Linked DNA regions of Homo sapiens: region 1 is linked to region 2. A link is an interaction called in ENCODE POLR2A ChIA-PET data of the cell type or tissue named here. Cell type or tissue: PC-9. All regions are shown on one strand.

Region 1 (8,000 bases), 240 kb after region 2:
GCTTCTTCTGTGTTACAAAGGAAGCAAAAAATGATAGGTGGATAACAGATAAATAGTAGAGAGCAAGATTTGCTGATTTGCTTATTATTTTCCAAATGAAACACTAGAAAAATAAATCAGAAGCTAACAAAAGAGGCTGTCTTATGTGAGAAAGAGAGTGGGAGGAATAAGGAAGGAAACAGTACTTCTCTGGGGATTCTTTTGTATATGGTTTTGAACCACACAAACGTGTCCATGTGCTAGAAGACCTCACTTAAAGCTCCATGATGTGCTGCCATGACATCTGATAAGATCAGGAGGGCCTTGCACCGTAAGTTCCCCTCCTGACTCTGCTTCTGCAGATAAGTTCCTCTAGCCAAGCAACCCTTCTTATGAAAGAGACAGACACAGTTCCTGCTTATTCCTGAGCAGAGGGTTTTGGTTCCCCACCAGTCCACAGAATTATTCAAACACACATCTTCCTATGGGAACCCGGGGCACTTTGCCCCCTTGGTACTACAAAGCCTGCCTCCCACAGCTCCTGGCTGTTCACTCTATTCCTGAGTACTATCCCTGTGTGACCCTCCCTGTGTGGCCCTGCATGGTGTGCTGTGGACTGCTCCCCCAGGCCATGAGTATACATCACTAATAAACTGCTGCCAATCTCCTTTGCCCAGGGTCAGATCATGTGTGATCAGCCACCCCCATAACCCTACGGTGGGAGTCTGTCCCTCACCAGTGGGGTGAATAGGAGATGATTAAAGCATTTACATATTAAAAGCAAAATAAAACTTTAAAATAGCCAAACTATCAAACTGAAAACAAACTAAAAAAAGGAACCTGAGAGTGTAACAAATTGGTAAGGTAAAGAATTACTTCAGTTCAGTTGACTTTTCACTGTTCATTTTAGTGGAATATGTTCCAAGATTTAATGGTATTAGCACTATAATTTTGAATTAACTTATGTATTTGTAGGATAGAGAAAGCTAGGAAACATATTATTAAGGTCCAAGATTTTCAGTGGGAATGAAGAGATACAAAGAAGTTTAGAAAAAATGTGATATTAAATTTTAATTAGAAATATCGATGAAAATTCATGATTTTCAAAACGACATATACTATATATATAGTGTCTCTGTCCATTGAAAGGGTTTCAAGCAATGTCATTCTGGTAGTAATAAGCACTGATAGTCCAATTATCTTGATTTTCATATACTATTCTCCAGTTACAGGAACCAAGGCTTCTTAGAGAAATGGCTAGAGTAAGTACAAGTACAGAACATTGTATTGTTCCAGAAAGCACAGAAGTCCTCAATTGTCACACGCATGCCAACTGAGAGGAGGTATCACTGGTAATATCTGGAATAATTTAAAGATCAAAAGAATAATGACTGTAATTCATCGAACACATTAAATAAATAAAAGTCCATGGTTATACTCCAAAGGGGGGTGGGGAAACTAATTTGCTACCATTAAAGGTGACATATCATCCCCTTATTCAGAAAGTTAGTTATTAAAGAGTAACTAAAATTTATCCTCCATTTTCAGGAGACATTACAGTTTGTCCTCAGTTGATGAGGTGGAAGTTTTAAAACAATTTTTTTTTCTAACAGAGAAGAATGCTAGATAATGAGTGTAGGAGGAATGAGAGAATTAGAAAATTACCCATATTGCAATCTCCAGTAAGCTAATTTATTGAGGCAAGGATTAACGATAAATACTAAAACCAGTAAGTAAAACGTTGGTAGGAAACAGGACATTTGCTCTGTGCCAGGTGACCTGGCAATGGCAAAGGGAAAACATAATTTCTATAGTGGAAAGATCTGACTGTTATCCCCTTCACCTAGTGATCAAATTAGCATCTCTAATATTGAAGCAATGAGACACGTGCCTGCTAATATGATGCAATGTGAGCTATGTAGCATCATCTATGTAGTATCGTTACCCAAAGTATTTAACCTAAATCAGTTGTATAGCATTTTAAAATTGCTATGTCATTTAAAAAAAAGTGCTAGGTCAGAAAAAAAATCAATGCATGACTTTATCTTACTTGGAAGAAACTAGTAGAGATGATATTTTTGGGACAATAGACAAAATTTAATTATGCATCAGGTATTTGATAGAAAATTATTAAATTTAGGTGCAGTAACGGTATTATGGCAAAAGGGAATTTTCTTATTTTTAGAAGATACAGGCTCAATTATTTATGATAAAAGGATCATGATATTTGCAAATTATTTTGAGATGGTTCAGCAAATGTTAGATGACAGAGCAAATATAGCAAAATGGTAATAATTTTAAAAATGTGGGTGGTGGGTATGTAACATTGATTCACTATTCTTTCAACTTTTCTGTGTAAATGAAGATTTTTATAATAAAAATTAGAAAAGATATTTGAGATATTTGTCATTTTACATCATCTACTTTAATTTAAACACAACAGAGTCCCTTTAACTTCCGAGTAAGACTTGGTGTAGTTTGCAGCTGACCTGTGTTCCCACTGAGAAAAACTAAATGAACTGGGTAAAATTCAAAAATCCTCTGTTTAAAGATTGCTGATGCAATAGGGATGAGAGGGCACAGGACTCCAGAACAAGGATAACGGTGGCAAAGTGTGCTGACTCTGCAGGCTTTTGTCCTTGGGGGTATGTGCCAAATCTGGGCTCAGGACAAGAAGCTGAGCACCTAGACTTTGAGCACAGGGCCACTGATGGGGACAGAGATCCAGAGAGAATTTGGGTGGTCTCATGGGGCTGACAGACAAAACTAAAGCCGGGGAGCCTGATGTCCAAGTAGGAAGGGAAGGTGTATTAGTTCATTCTTACACTGCTAATAAAGAGATACCCAAGACTGGGAAATTTATAATGGAAAGAGGTTTAATTGACTCACAGTTCCACATGGCTGAGGAGGCCTCACAGTCATGGCAGATGGTGAAAGAAGAGCAAAGTCATGTCTCACATGGCAGCAGGCAAGAGAGTATGTGCAGGGGAACTCTCCTTGATAAAACCATCACATCTCATGAGACTTGTGCACTATCTTAAGAACAGCATGGGAAAATCCCACCCTCATGATTCAATTACCTCCCACTGAGTTCCTCCCATGACACACGGGGATTATGAGAGCTACAGTTTAAGATGAGATTTGGGTGGGGACACAGCCAAACCACATCAGAAGGGTAGAGAAATGGGCCTAACACATGGACTGTTTTCTCCCCAAGACATTCACAGAATTCTGAAGCTGGGACACTAGGCTAAACATCTAAGAAGAAAACCTCTGAAAAGTTGGGCAGGGTTTTCTGCAGTCTCACAGTAATGCAGATGAACATTAGAGTTCAAGACTTCCAGAGGAAGGTGCTCCAGTGAAACACACCAGTCTCACAGTCAAAAGACCTTGAAAACTATACTTCAGGAACAGAATAGAATCAGAGGTAGGCACAGCCTTTCAAGAACGGCAACAAGCTCAACTCTTTCTAGTCACTGATTGGTTTAATGGGATCAGTTATCCCTGTATCTCCTGAGCAGAAGACAGGATAAATCTTCTCTGAGGGAAGTTTTTATCTGGATCCTTTACAATGGGTGCCACAGGTCTTAAATTCCGTATTTGGATGACAATGCCCAGAAGCATAAAAATAAACATTCTTCCTTTGTGCCCCTTTTTGAAGAACAAGGAAAACTTTCCCATCCCTAAGCCTTCCAGCTGACTTCTACTCACCTCTCTTTGCCCATGTCTAGTGCAGTCATTTGACAAGGGTAATGAGATGACCATAAGTGGCTTCAACCAATTAAGGTTCACATCCCTCTCACCCCCAGTGGAGCTGGAAAAGGACCCAGGCTCTTTTAAAAGATAAGACTTCTTAGAAGAGGATTAACCCAATCATGGCTTTATTAGCAAGGAGGGAGGGAATGGCAATTGAGTAGACAATCAAAAATATTGCCAAGTAATTTATCAGCTATCAGCATATGACCTTGGGCAAGCTATTTTATCTCTCTGAGTCACACTTTTCTCATCTATAAAATTCAGTGTTCTCACTCATAGGTGGGAATTGAACAATGAGAACACATGGACACAGGAAGGGGAACATCACACATTGAGGACTGTTGTGGGGTGGGGGGAGTGGGGAGGGACAGCATTAGGATATATACCTAATGCTAAATGACAAGTTAATGGGTGCAGCACACCAACATGGCACATGTATACATATGTAACAAACCTGCACGTTGTGTACATGTACCCTAGAACTTAAAGTATAATAATAATAAAATAAAATAAAAAATAAAAAAATAAAATTCAGATGATAATAATACCTCAAAAGTCTTCCATATGTATTAATAAGACATGTTTTCTAATTTAAAAAAACTTGCCAATTGTCTAGTATATTTTTAGTGCTCCAGTGATGTTGAATATTACTATTCTATCATGGTTTTGAATCCCTTTTTAAGGCATGTTTCAGTTGTTGTGGTCTTTTACGCATGACACCCCAACTTCAACCTATTTGTCAAGCATCTACTGAACAGCCCAGACAGCAGGACTAGTATCTATTTCATTCTTGCTTTTCTATATGCTACTCTAGAAACTGACACCCTGACACCTGGGTGCATGGTCAGGAAGATGGGCCAGCAAGGTATGAGCTGAAACCCACTGGGGATTCACCATTGCCCTCTAATACCCATTCATTCTCTGATCCTCAAATTCTGCCTCTAACAATTTTCTAATTTATGACTTTTAAACCTCTTGGGTTGAGGGATTCAGACATGAACCAGTGAATATAAGCATCCACAGGATAAATCTGGCACATGTTCCAAGAGTTCCATTTTTCCTATAAGATTTGCAGTGGGTAGGGATGTAGAGCTAAATAATAAGATTTACACATCGATCAAATTTAATAAAGTAATCTAAAATAGTATGTTATTTTAACATCAACATAAACAGAATATGGAGAATAAAACAAAATTGTTGTGGATTATACAAATTAGAATGTAAGACTCGAAGAAGATTTCCTTTTGGAGTGGCTGATCAAACATCTTCCACTCCCTTTAGGGTTTTTGCTATAGAAAACATTAGAAGCATCATGCTTCAGATTAAATATAGATTCTGGACTCTTTTTAAAAATGCAAATGCTAAACTCCCTATTGTGTTTAGCAGATAATTTTTCTCTTTGATTAACAGAAGTGATGGGGAAGCATGCTGGCAATGCCTACCTGTGGGAGAGGTAGCAATCCCCCAAAAGCTGGAATAAATGGTCTCAGATAAGGGAGGGAGGGAGCAGTAGACACAATTTTGCCTAGGGCCACAGTCTAGATTTGGTGAAATCCCACAGTGATGAGACAACAGGAAGCAGAGGCTGAGTATGGATTTTGGTATCAAGTAATGTGGTGGTGCCCCTGGTCAATGTAAGGTAAGCCTTAGTTCTTCCTATTGCCCAGTGGACAAAACAGAAACTCCTCTATTGTGTTTGTGGTGAGAATCAAGTTAAGGAAGATAATGTGGACAAAGTATTTAGCACAGTTCTGTTGCATAAAGTTTATTATTTCCTGGTGCAAAGTATTTAGCACAGTTCCTGATACATATTTATAAATGTGATATAAACTATAAGCCTACATTACTGACTTGAGAGCTCAAAAAGCCTCTTTCTGTAATTATTGAAGCCAATGTCTACGAGTGGTGATTCTGTGATCACTAGTATGTTATTTCTGTCTTACAAGGGTGAAGGGGGAACATGCCCTACTGTTATAATCCTAAGAACACCAGGGGCATATTTTATGCAAGGGATTATCCCAAGAATGGGGCAGTTTGGTCTTATCCTCAGTCACGTAGCTAATTACTATTGGTAAACCAAGTCAACAGAGGAGAGATGATCCCTTTGCTACTTAGTTGTTATAACAACATGAGCTGGATAAGAAGATAGTGGGGCTAACAAAGATAAATCAGACATAGACCTGCTTTTTAAATAATTTAGCTTCCAGATGGGAAGGTGAGACATGAGTCTCACTAACTCCTGGGCTCTAATAAAGTGCTAAGTTCTCAAAGTTAAATGTAAATTACCATGGGAGTTAAAAAGAAACCACAAGTTGTCCCTACTTCAAAGTCAAACTATTTACAAAGGAAAGGGATCAAGACTTAATGGAGGACTGTTTTAGTCAAATGATTACAGTTATAAGGAACAGAAACACACTTGGTTCACTTCAAGTAAGGCTGCCATTTTTGAAATTCTTAATTTTTGAACAAAGAACCTCCCATTTTCATTTTTTACTGGGCCCTGCAAATTATGTAGCTGGTCTTCAATGGAACCCAGGGTTCAGGAAAGCAGGTTGGGAAGAGGAAGGGTCTATGAGCACAAGATAATCATCCTTGTAGTCCTGGCTCCTACCATGCACACCCACCGCTCCTACCACTGCCAACTAATTAACTCACCCTACACTGAACATATCTTGTGTGTGTTGCTTAATTATGGCTTTTGCTTGCTGAAAACTTCTCAAAGACCTATGGCCTCATGGCCTCTTTTCCTGCCTTCTACAAACTTGCAGTTCCTCCTTTAGCTCACATTAAAGCTGCCCAAGAGGGAATATGATTGGTCCAGTGTAGTCAGATCCCTAGTGGGCAAAGCTGTCTTCTGCTCACCTCAGAATCTGCTGGTCCATGCTCCAGGGCCAGCCCAGTTAGCAGTGGCAGAGGAAGAAGGGGGGCACAGATTACAAGGCTGGGGAGTTACAACATGTGACCATTTGCACTACTTCCCTCAGAAGTAGAGTTATAGGTGGGAATCTCTGTAGAAAGGACTGTAGATGTGGCCAGAGTCCTAAGACCTGGCATATCTGGAAAAGGGAGATCACATTTTGGATTGCCTTGAAAGATCAGTAAGCTATAGACACATGCAGATGGGCAGTAAGGTATTTCAAGGGGGCTGAGACATAGAGACAGGGAAGTACCAGCCTAGGAAACAGGGTGGCTGCAACCAAGGGTATGTGAATGGAGAACTTAACACACAGCTAAGGGATCTTAATTTTATTTGGTTTGCAATGATAGAATGAATAGAAACCAATAGCGAGAGTTATCTTAATTTTTACTTCTTTGCCCCTAGGAAAGTCACTACAAAGCACTCTGACAAATCCCCATGGCGTAAGCTCATTGGGTTGAGGGCTCATCTATCTCTGCTTCTCCCTGGCTTTCCCATCTGTGTGAAGAACACAGGCTGCCCGCCAGCCAGGGAACAGATACTCAATCTGGCTGGAAGCTCCTCTGCCTTCTTCCAGAAACTGAAATTGGACACAGCTACAAACACGAGGCACCTTCTAAGCACAGGTCCCCAAGGGTCTCAGTGCCTCTTCGGGGATGTCTTATCTGACAACAAACTGCAAGGGTCCAGCTAAATGGTGTTGGTGTTACAGCATTCTAGGGTTTCTCCAAGTTACTTGGCTTTATTTCCACCCAACCACCTGCAAAAATGCTTTTCTGTAGCAGGAAAAAGTCTCCTGAAATTCAACCTGTTTTTGTTTCCTCAAACATTTCTGTGCATGAGGTAGTGCAGTGAGGGAATTAAATACTGCAGTTCAATTTCATTTGCAGCTGCTGGGCTGGGACCTGGGGATACACAGTGAATAAGACCTGCCTCTATTTTTGTGGCTCTCACAGCCTCAGTGAGGATAAAGGACAATGCTAATGACAATGACTAACACGTGGCGTAACAAACTAGGCACTTGGCCCTGGTCTCCTGCTGGCAATAACTCATTTCATCCTCACAACACCCCTATAAGGTCAATACTACGTTTATTCCCATTTCACAGATGAGGACCACAAATGTACTATGCAATAATGAGAAAAGCTACACCAGAGATATGGATGAAGTGCTCTGAGAGCAAAGAGAGACTTGACAAATTTTGCGATTAAGTTTATGGTTTCACAAGGAAGTAACAACTGAGCTGACGCTTGAAATATCTAAAGGGTTTGTTTCTTCAAGCTAGAAAGGACAAGAGATGATTCCAGGCATAGGGAACAGCATAAGCAAAGGTGCAGAGGCACGGAGT
Region 2 (8,000 bases):
AATCTCAGCACTTTAGGAGGCCTGAGTCAAGGAGTTCGAGGCCAAACAGTTGAGACTGTTTCCCAGACTGGGAAACAGTGAGACCCCCATCTCTACAAAACATTAAAAAAAAAAAAAAAAAAGAGTCAGGTGTGGTGGCACACACTTGCAGTCCCAGCTCCTCAGGAGGCTGAGGTGGGAGGACCACCTGACCCTGGGAGGTTGAGGCTGCAGTGAGCTGTGACTGCACCACTGCACTAAGCCTGGGTGACAGACTGAGTCCCTGTCAAAAAAAAAAAATCGCACATACATTCCTAAAGTTTATATAAACAAGGAAAGAAAAGAAGGAAAAGAAAGCCGAAGAGCTTTGATTTTTGAAAGGAAAGTTTTGAGTACCTGACTGAACACCCAACTTGAACTCCGTTCAACTTGCCTGAACAATCCAACAGCTGACTGCTGGAACAAGGAAAGGTAGGCACAGCAACAGGCAGGCTAATGGGATTTCTGAAACAGATACAGTACCCTGCCATGTTCTTTCACCTGCAAGGGGGAGGGGTGTGTGTGTGTGTCTGTGTATACACGTAAGTGCTAAAGTGCCTGAAAGGCACCTGGGAACAGTACTTAACTGACACCAAGGTAAGAGACTGTCAGTTCAGCTGAGCTAAGGGGAAAACGGCAATTAGGTGTGTCAGCTGAGATTGCTATGTGTAAGGTCCTCCCCCTTCTCCCTGCAGACTTTTCTTCTATTTCTTTTTTCCTTTCCACATGAAAGCCCCTATGTCCCAACACCAAATGTCTTAGCTGAAGGAATTCCCACTTCTCTTAAGCAAGGCAGTTTGGAAGAGGTAGTGGAAGAAACCTCATCTCTGTTATTACAAGAGATCTATTCCGGACGCCTCATATTGGAACTCTAAATACACCATCACCGCAGAAATACTGTTTGATTTGGAAGTGAGAAGTATTATGTACAACAATCTTTGGAAAACTACTATAATTTGGGTACTGACCTTACTCTATCTCCACCAAACTCTTTCGAACAGAAAAAAACTTGTGTTTCATAGCTGTAGATACCATCTGAGATTCGTATACATCAAAATGTCAGTGGTTTCTGAATGCAAATGGCCTACATTATGTTAGTGATATTCTACAGAGTATTTTAGGTGTTATGATGAAATTATGGCCCTTAAGAACCTTATTTAGTAAACGAGGCAAAAATTTTAAGACAATACAGGCATACTTTGAAAATACTGTGGGCTTGCTTCCAGACCACTGCAATAAAGCAAGTCACGGGAATTTTTTGATTTCCCATTGCATATAAAAGTTATGTTTATACTACATTGTAGTCTATTAAGTGTGCAATAGCATTATGTCTTAAAAATACATACCTTAATTAAAAATACTTCATTGCTAAATAATGCTAATGGTCACTTGAGCCTTCAGTGAGTCATCTTTTTGTTGGTGGAGGGTCTTGCCCTGTTGTTGATGGCTGCTGACTGATCAGGGTTGCTGAAGGTTTTGGGGTGACTGTGGCAATGCCTTAAAATGACAACAATGAAGTTTGTCACGTCAATTGACTCTATCACGAAAGATTTATCTGTAGCTTGCGATGCTGTTTGGTACGATAGCGTTCACCCACACAAGAACTTCTTTCAAAATTGGGAGTGCATCCTCTCAAACCCTGCTTTGGTTTTATCAACTGATTTTACTGATATTCGAAGTCCTTTGTTGTCATTTCAACGATGTTCACAGCATCTTTGCCAGCAGTAGATTTCATCTCAAGAAACCACTTTCTGTATCCACCCATATGAAGCAAATCCTCATCTGTTCAAGTTTAATCATGAGACTGCAGCAATTCAGTCAGATCTTCAGGCTCCACCACTTCTAGTTATCTAGCTATTTCTACCACATTTGTAGTTACTTCCTCCACTGAAGTCTTGAAGTCAAATCAAGACTCAGTTATCTGTGAAGGTTGGAATCAATTTCTTCCAAACTCCTGTTAATGCTGACATTTTAACGTCCTCCCATGAAGCATGATGTTCTTAAATGGCATCTAGAATGGTGAACCCTTTCAGCTACAGACTTAAGAATATATTTCTTCTTTTTTTTGAGACGGAGTTTCACTCTGTTGCCCAGGCTGGAGTGCAGTGGCGTGATCTTGGCACACTACAGCCTCTGCCTCCCTTCAAGCAATTCTCCTGCCTCAGCCTCCTGAGTAGCTGGGACTACAGGCATGCATTGCCCCACCCAGCTAATTTTTGTATTTTTAGTAGAGACGGGGTTTCACCACGTTGGCCAGGATGATCTTGATCTCCTGATTGCGTGATCTGCCTGTCTCGGTCTCCCAAAGTGTGGGATTACAGGCGTGAGCCACCACACCCGGCCAAGAATATATTTCCTAAATAATAGCATCTGAAATTACTCTTTGATGGATAGGCTGTCGAACGGACGTTGTGTTAGCAGGCATGAAAAACAACATTAACCTCTTTGTACATCTCCATCAGATCTCAGATGCCATCTGCAATGATATTTCGAAACAATCTTTTTTTTTTTTTTTTTTCCTGAGCAGTCGGTCCCAACAGTGGGCTTAAAATACTCAGTACACTATGATGTAAACAGACATGCTGTCATCCAGGCTTTGTTGTTCCATTTATAAAGCACAGGCAGAGTAGATTCAGCAAATTCTAAGGGTCCTAGGATTATCAGAATGATAAATGAGCACTAGCTTCCACTTAAAAGTGACCAGCTGCATTATCCACTAATGAGAGTTAGCATGTCCTTTCAAAGCAGATGTTGTCTTCTCTCTAGTTATGAAAGTCCTAGACGGCACCTTCTTCCAATGGAAGGCTGTTTCCTCTACACTGACAATCTGTTTAGTCACCTGCATCAATGATCTTAGCTAGATCTTCTGGGTAACTTGCAGCAGCTTCTACATCAGCACTTGCTGCTTCATTCTGCACTCATGGAGATGGCTTCTTTCCCTAAACCACAGGAACCAACCTCTGCTAGCTTCCAATTTTTCTTCTGCAGCTTCATCACCTCTCTTAGGCTTCACAGAATTGAAACGAGGGCCTTGCTCTGGATTAGGCTTTAGCCTAAGGAAATGTTGTGGTTGCTTTGATCTTCTATTCAGACCATTCAAACTTTCTCCCTAGCAGCAATAAAGCTGTTTCACTTTCTTATTCATATGCTTAGTGGAGTAGCACTTTGATTTTTCTTCAAGAACTTTTCCTTTGCATTCACAACTTGGCCTACTGTTTGCCTTAAGAGGCCTATTTTAGCTTTCAGCATGCCTTCCTCACTAAACTTAATCATGTCTAGGTTTTGATTTAAAATGAGAGGGATGTGACTTTTCCATTCACTTGAATACTCAGAGGCCACTGTGGGGTTATTAATTGACCTAATTTAAATACTGTTGTGTCTCAGGGCATAGGGAAACTTGAAGTGAGCAGAGAAAGGGAATGGGTAACTGGTGAAGGAGTCACAACACACACAGTATTTATCAATTAAGTTCACTGCCTTATCTGGGTGTGCCCTGTGGTGCCCTAAAACAATCACAGTAGTAACATCGAAGATCACTAATCACAGATCACCATAACAGATATAATGACAAAGTCTGAAATATTGTGAGAATTTACCAGTATGTGTCACACAGACATGAAGTGAATACATGTTGGAAAAATAGCACCAACAGACTTGCTCAACACAGGGTGGCCACAACCTTCAATTTGTAAAAAAATGCAATGTTTGCAAAGCACAATAAAATGAGGTACGCCTGCATAACACTTATACTATCTGGCTAAATCTAATACTGATGACAGTCAATGCTTAATTTAGAAGAGGTGGCAGCTATTCTATAATTTCTGAAAAAGCACCCATTAATATTATGAGTTTTACAGATTTGTGAAGCTCCAGTCTATGAAAACTCAGACCTATGCCAGCAGAGTCAAGGCTTTGTTTTATATTCCAAGGAATATTTCTTGACTGACATTTCCTTGTTTCACAATGATACTTCTTTAGATTCATCATTCAGGGTGGCCAATGACAACTGGAAGAGTAAGTATGGCTTGGCTGGCACCTCTGTATTTTAAACTACTATTATTTCTAAACTTTAAGCAATGCACAGAGATTTATACCAACATAAACACTTACAAAGACTTAAAATTGTATTTATATTGTGTTCTTTATCAAACATAAACAAACTTAATTATAAGAAATGCCTTATTGAAACTTTTAATATAAAACACATACCTCTTGTAAGGTATTAATATCTACTCCATCCCCTTGAATAACTCTAAGATAAGGTGGCAGCAACTTGTAACCCTTTGAGTTCTCAGTAACAGGAAACTTCTTACCTAAAATCTCCAAAACCTATATGGAAAAATACACATGCAACACAAATAACTAAAGCTGAAAACAAGTATAAGAGCTTTTCAAAGTTAAATGATTTTGCTTTGATAATCGAGAATATAAAAATTAACTACTTTAAAAATTTTATAACACTATGTATATGCTCTCTAAAATTTGGTCCAGTGTACTTTAAAGGGTTAAAGTACATTAAAAACAAGCATGTTATTTCCTATGAAGTGAATTCACATCATAAAGTGGCTCAAAACAAGTTTTTCCCCTTAGACCTTTCAAATTATATGGATTCAAGGAAAAAAAAATCCTTAATATTAAATAAGTATATTTTAAAGAAGTATATAAAGCATTATTTAACAAACTCATGATTATACTTTTAATTTGGACTTATTCTGCTTGTGCCCAATGACTTTGGTTTTTGTCTGATATATAACTCCAATATGAATCCAGTTCAATCACAAAGTTCAGAGAAACTGTGAAAGGCAGACACAGCATCTAGAACCCATAGTCTCTAAGTTCTCCTTTGCTCTTAAAGCCAAACTGCACAATACACAAATCATCTTACTCATTCACTAACTACTAAAAGTTTTGTACACCAAATTAAAATTTCTCAGAAAGCTTGGTCATATAAACAAAAGAAATACATTCTCTTCCCACAACAATCATTTCTTTTTCCTAAATAAACTGATTAAAGATTCTAACAAAGAGAAAATTCCCCATTGATGAAATCAGTTTCTCATAACTAGCTGTGTACATTTTTTATTACGTAACAGTAAAAACATGAAACCTATCAAGTTTGCTAAAACCAAATATTGCAGGCTAAGACAAGACTTTCAGATTGGCCTATCATTTAATAGAATAAGAAAAGACCTCCTTAATTCTGTTTCCCTTTCTTAAGGGGTAAGTATCATCTGCTCATTAACTGACAAATGGTGTGGTCAAGTAGCAAGGCTGCAGCCAAAAGACCTACACTGGATATCTGACTCCTTATCTTTCATGTTGTGTGACCTTGAGCAAGTTACTTTAACCTTTTTAAGCCTCTGTTTTTTTCTTCTATAACAGAGACAGTAATATTTATCACTGTTTTTTTTTGTAGAGATTAAATGGCGTATCTTATGTAAATCACCTAAAATATTTTTCTAGTAGTAGGCATCAAATAAGCCTGCTATTACTACTTTTTGAAGAAGATAAACCAAGTCCTTGAACATTAACAACAAAAAGTAACACTGCTACATTATGAATCAACAGTATTTCTAAAGAACCTCCACTTGAAGAGTATTTTTGAATTATTTTTATTCCACATCACCCTGTTCCTATTTCTTCTGTGCTAACAACTTCAAAGGTCTAGCAGTGACTTATGCTGAAAAAGAAACAAACTGCAAATAAGTTTGGTGCCCAAATCATAGGATTAATTAAAATGGCAATGCTGTTAATTAATTTTGCAGGTAAGCAGAAAACAAAATATCTATTCAAATGTCTAATTGACAGTAAAACAATCCATAAGTCTTGGTATCCTTCTGTGCTATTACTGTGTGACCTCAGGCAAATCTATTACTCTCTCTGGGCTGCAACTCTAAAATAAAGGGGACTGGTCCACACAGCTCTGAAATTGTGTGTATATAAATGAAAAGTAGTATTGATGCAGCTGGCCTACAGAGGGATTCTAATAATAAAGTTACATATGAAAATTTACCTTTAACACAGTGTCAAGAGGGTTTCCAGAATCAGGTCTGATTATTAGTGGTGCCTGTGTACTTCTTGATACTATTAAATGTCTTAGATCTTCACCCCATATTTTCTCACACGCATTATAAATGTCATAGCTATCGCTGACCACAGATACAGGCACTGATGAAAACTGTGTTACAATATGTTCAAAAGCATCTTTTTCATGGTCTTTCCCCCAAGCTGTTATGGTACTAGAAAAAAAAATGAAAACACAGATTTACTTAGGCAGACACTTGATCTATCCCTGAATCACCTTTAATCATATCTCATGTTTACTATACCAAACCATCAACATCACAGAGAAGGTGAGTGACTTAGTTTAATGAATATACATCGTAAGGCAAATGAAGTAGCTGGGTCAACCATACCTTACCCAATTAGTTTTTAACGCTTTAAGTAGCCTTACTCCTCTTCAATGGTTAAGTTTCTAACCTCGTATTTTCAACCAATTATCTGTGTGTGTGTGTGTTTTCTGGTATTCCTGAATCTACTCATTTAAAATCAGTCTAACTAAAAAGCACTTGCTGAGTGCCCTTTATACTGTATGTCAAGATGTTAGAATGAATACATATTTCCATTATTTTGTTAGGCAATGAGAGCACCTGGCTCCCTTCTGTGAATTTTTGAAACTATATACCAATAATAGTACAGACATACATTTTGTTTTTTTACCTTTCAAAATCTTATACTTAGAGGCAATTATTTATACTATACCATACATACATATAGTCAACTACCTGTTATATTTTCAAGTGGCTAGTAATAGGAAGTCATGTATTTTGTTTGCAGATTATCTACTACGAATTAATATATGCCCAGGGAATAAGAATTCAAATACTTAGTTTAAGCAAAACATAATTAAGATGGAAAATAAAGTATGAGAGTTTCTATTGGATAAGAATGGTTATAGTGATTTTTGCAATGTCCTTAATATCAGTTCTTACGGGATAGATTTGTATTCAATATGTAATTATAGATTGGGTATCGCTTATTTGAAATGCTTGGGACCAGAAGTATTCTGAATTTCAAATTTTTTCAGATTTTGGAATATGTGCATTATACTTATCAGTTAAGCATCCCCAGTTCTGAAATCTGAAATCCAGTTCTGAAATCTGAAATGCTCCAATGAGCATTTCCTTTGAGCAAAAAGTTTCAGATTTTGGAGCATTTTGGATTTGGGATGCTCAACCTGTGTAAATATTTGTTAATATATAATGTAAATAATTTTAAAAGATCTCAAACAACTTAATTTTGAAAATTACCATTTAATTATGCCAAGCAATTGGTCATTCTCCCTAATTTTCTAGTCCGCCTCTAATCTGTTCTCCTCAGTAAATAATAAAAAGATAGCACATTCATTTATTATAAAGCCCAAGTAGGTATAAGTTTAACTCATAACTGTTTGAAGAGTCAGACTTTATGTCTGAAATAATCACTTTATACAATGTGTGTGTGTGTTTTTTTTTTTAAAGGACTAGACTTAGAACCTTTCCCCATACTGTCAATGGTATACCTGGGGTAGTGCAGCATGCACATTTCAAGATTGTAAAGACTACTACCCGAATCCAAAATTGAGAGAGAACCTGTTTATATAAAACTCATTAGTGAACACTCTTCTTAACAGCTACAGAGGCTGCCAGTAGCTATGATGTCAATTCTCTACTTCATGCATCTGTAGGCTAAATGGAAAATTAAGATATGACTGAAGAGAAGCTCCTCTTCATATTCAGGTCTGCAACTTTTCTCTTTAAAAAGGAGAGAATTAAGATCAATGAATACCAATACTGGAGAACTTTACAACGTATGAATTAACTCCTACAGTTAAGGGGTCACTACTTATAACGTTGTATCAGTAAGTCACCTAACGATCTACTTGTATCATGTCTAGCAAACTTCACTGTCCCCATCTTACTTGCTTTCTCCATGACACCTGA

The links. ChIA-PET counts read pairs that join two places held together with the same protein. Peaks named below come from ENCODE experiments on the same cell type or tissue, not always from the same donor. Only the 100,000 strongest peaks of a DNase experiment are listed, where the experiment ranks them.
Region 1: POLR2A ChIA-PET joins it to region 2 with 16 read pairs; 2 of 35 experiments call an interaction of 5 or more read pairs at or near these places.

What each region holds. Positions count from the first base shown.
Region 1 is chr7:106,501,841-106,509,840 of GRCh38, forward strand. No RefSeq gene overlaps it. Among named protein-coding and RNA genes, the nearest start is that of CTB-30L5.1, 93 kb to the right of the region's middle. In PC-9, no CTCF peak of the experiment used is centred here; no DNase peak of the experiment used is centred here.
Region 2 is chr7:106,257,361-106,265,360 of GRCh38, forward strand. NAMPT (nicotinamide phosphoribosyltransferase) reads right to left here. Exons shown (of 11, transcript NM_005746.3): 7 at 6,032-6,257; 8 at 4,228-4,347. Among named protein-coding and RNA genes, the nearest start is that of NAMPT, 24 kb to the right of the region's middle. RefSeq lists enhancers at 2,640-3,166, 3,167-3,691. In PC-9, no CTCF peak of the experiment used is centred here; no DNase peak of the experiment used is centred here; H3K27ac peaks cover 2,489 bases.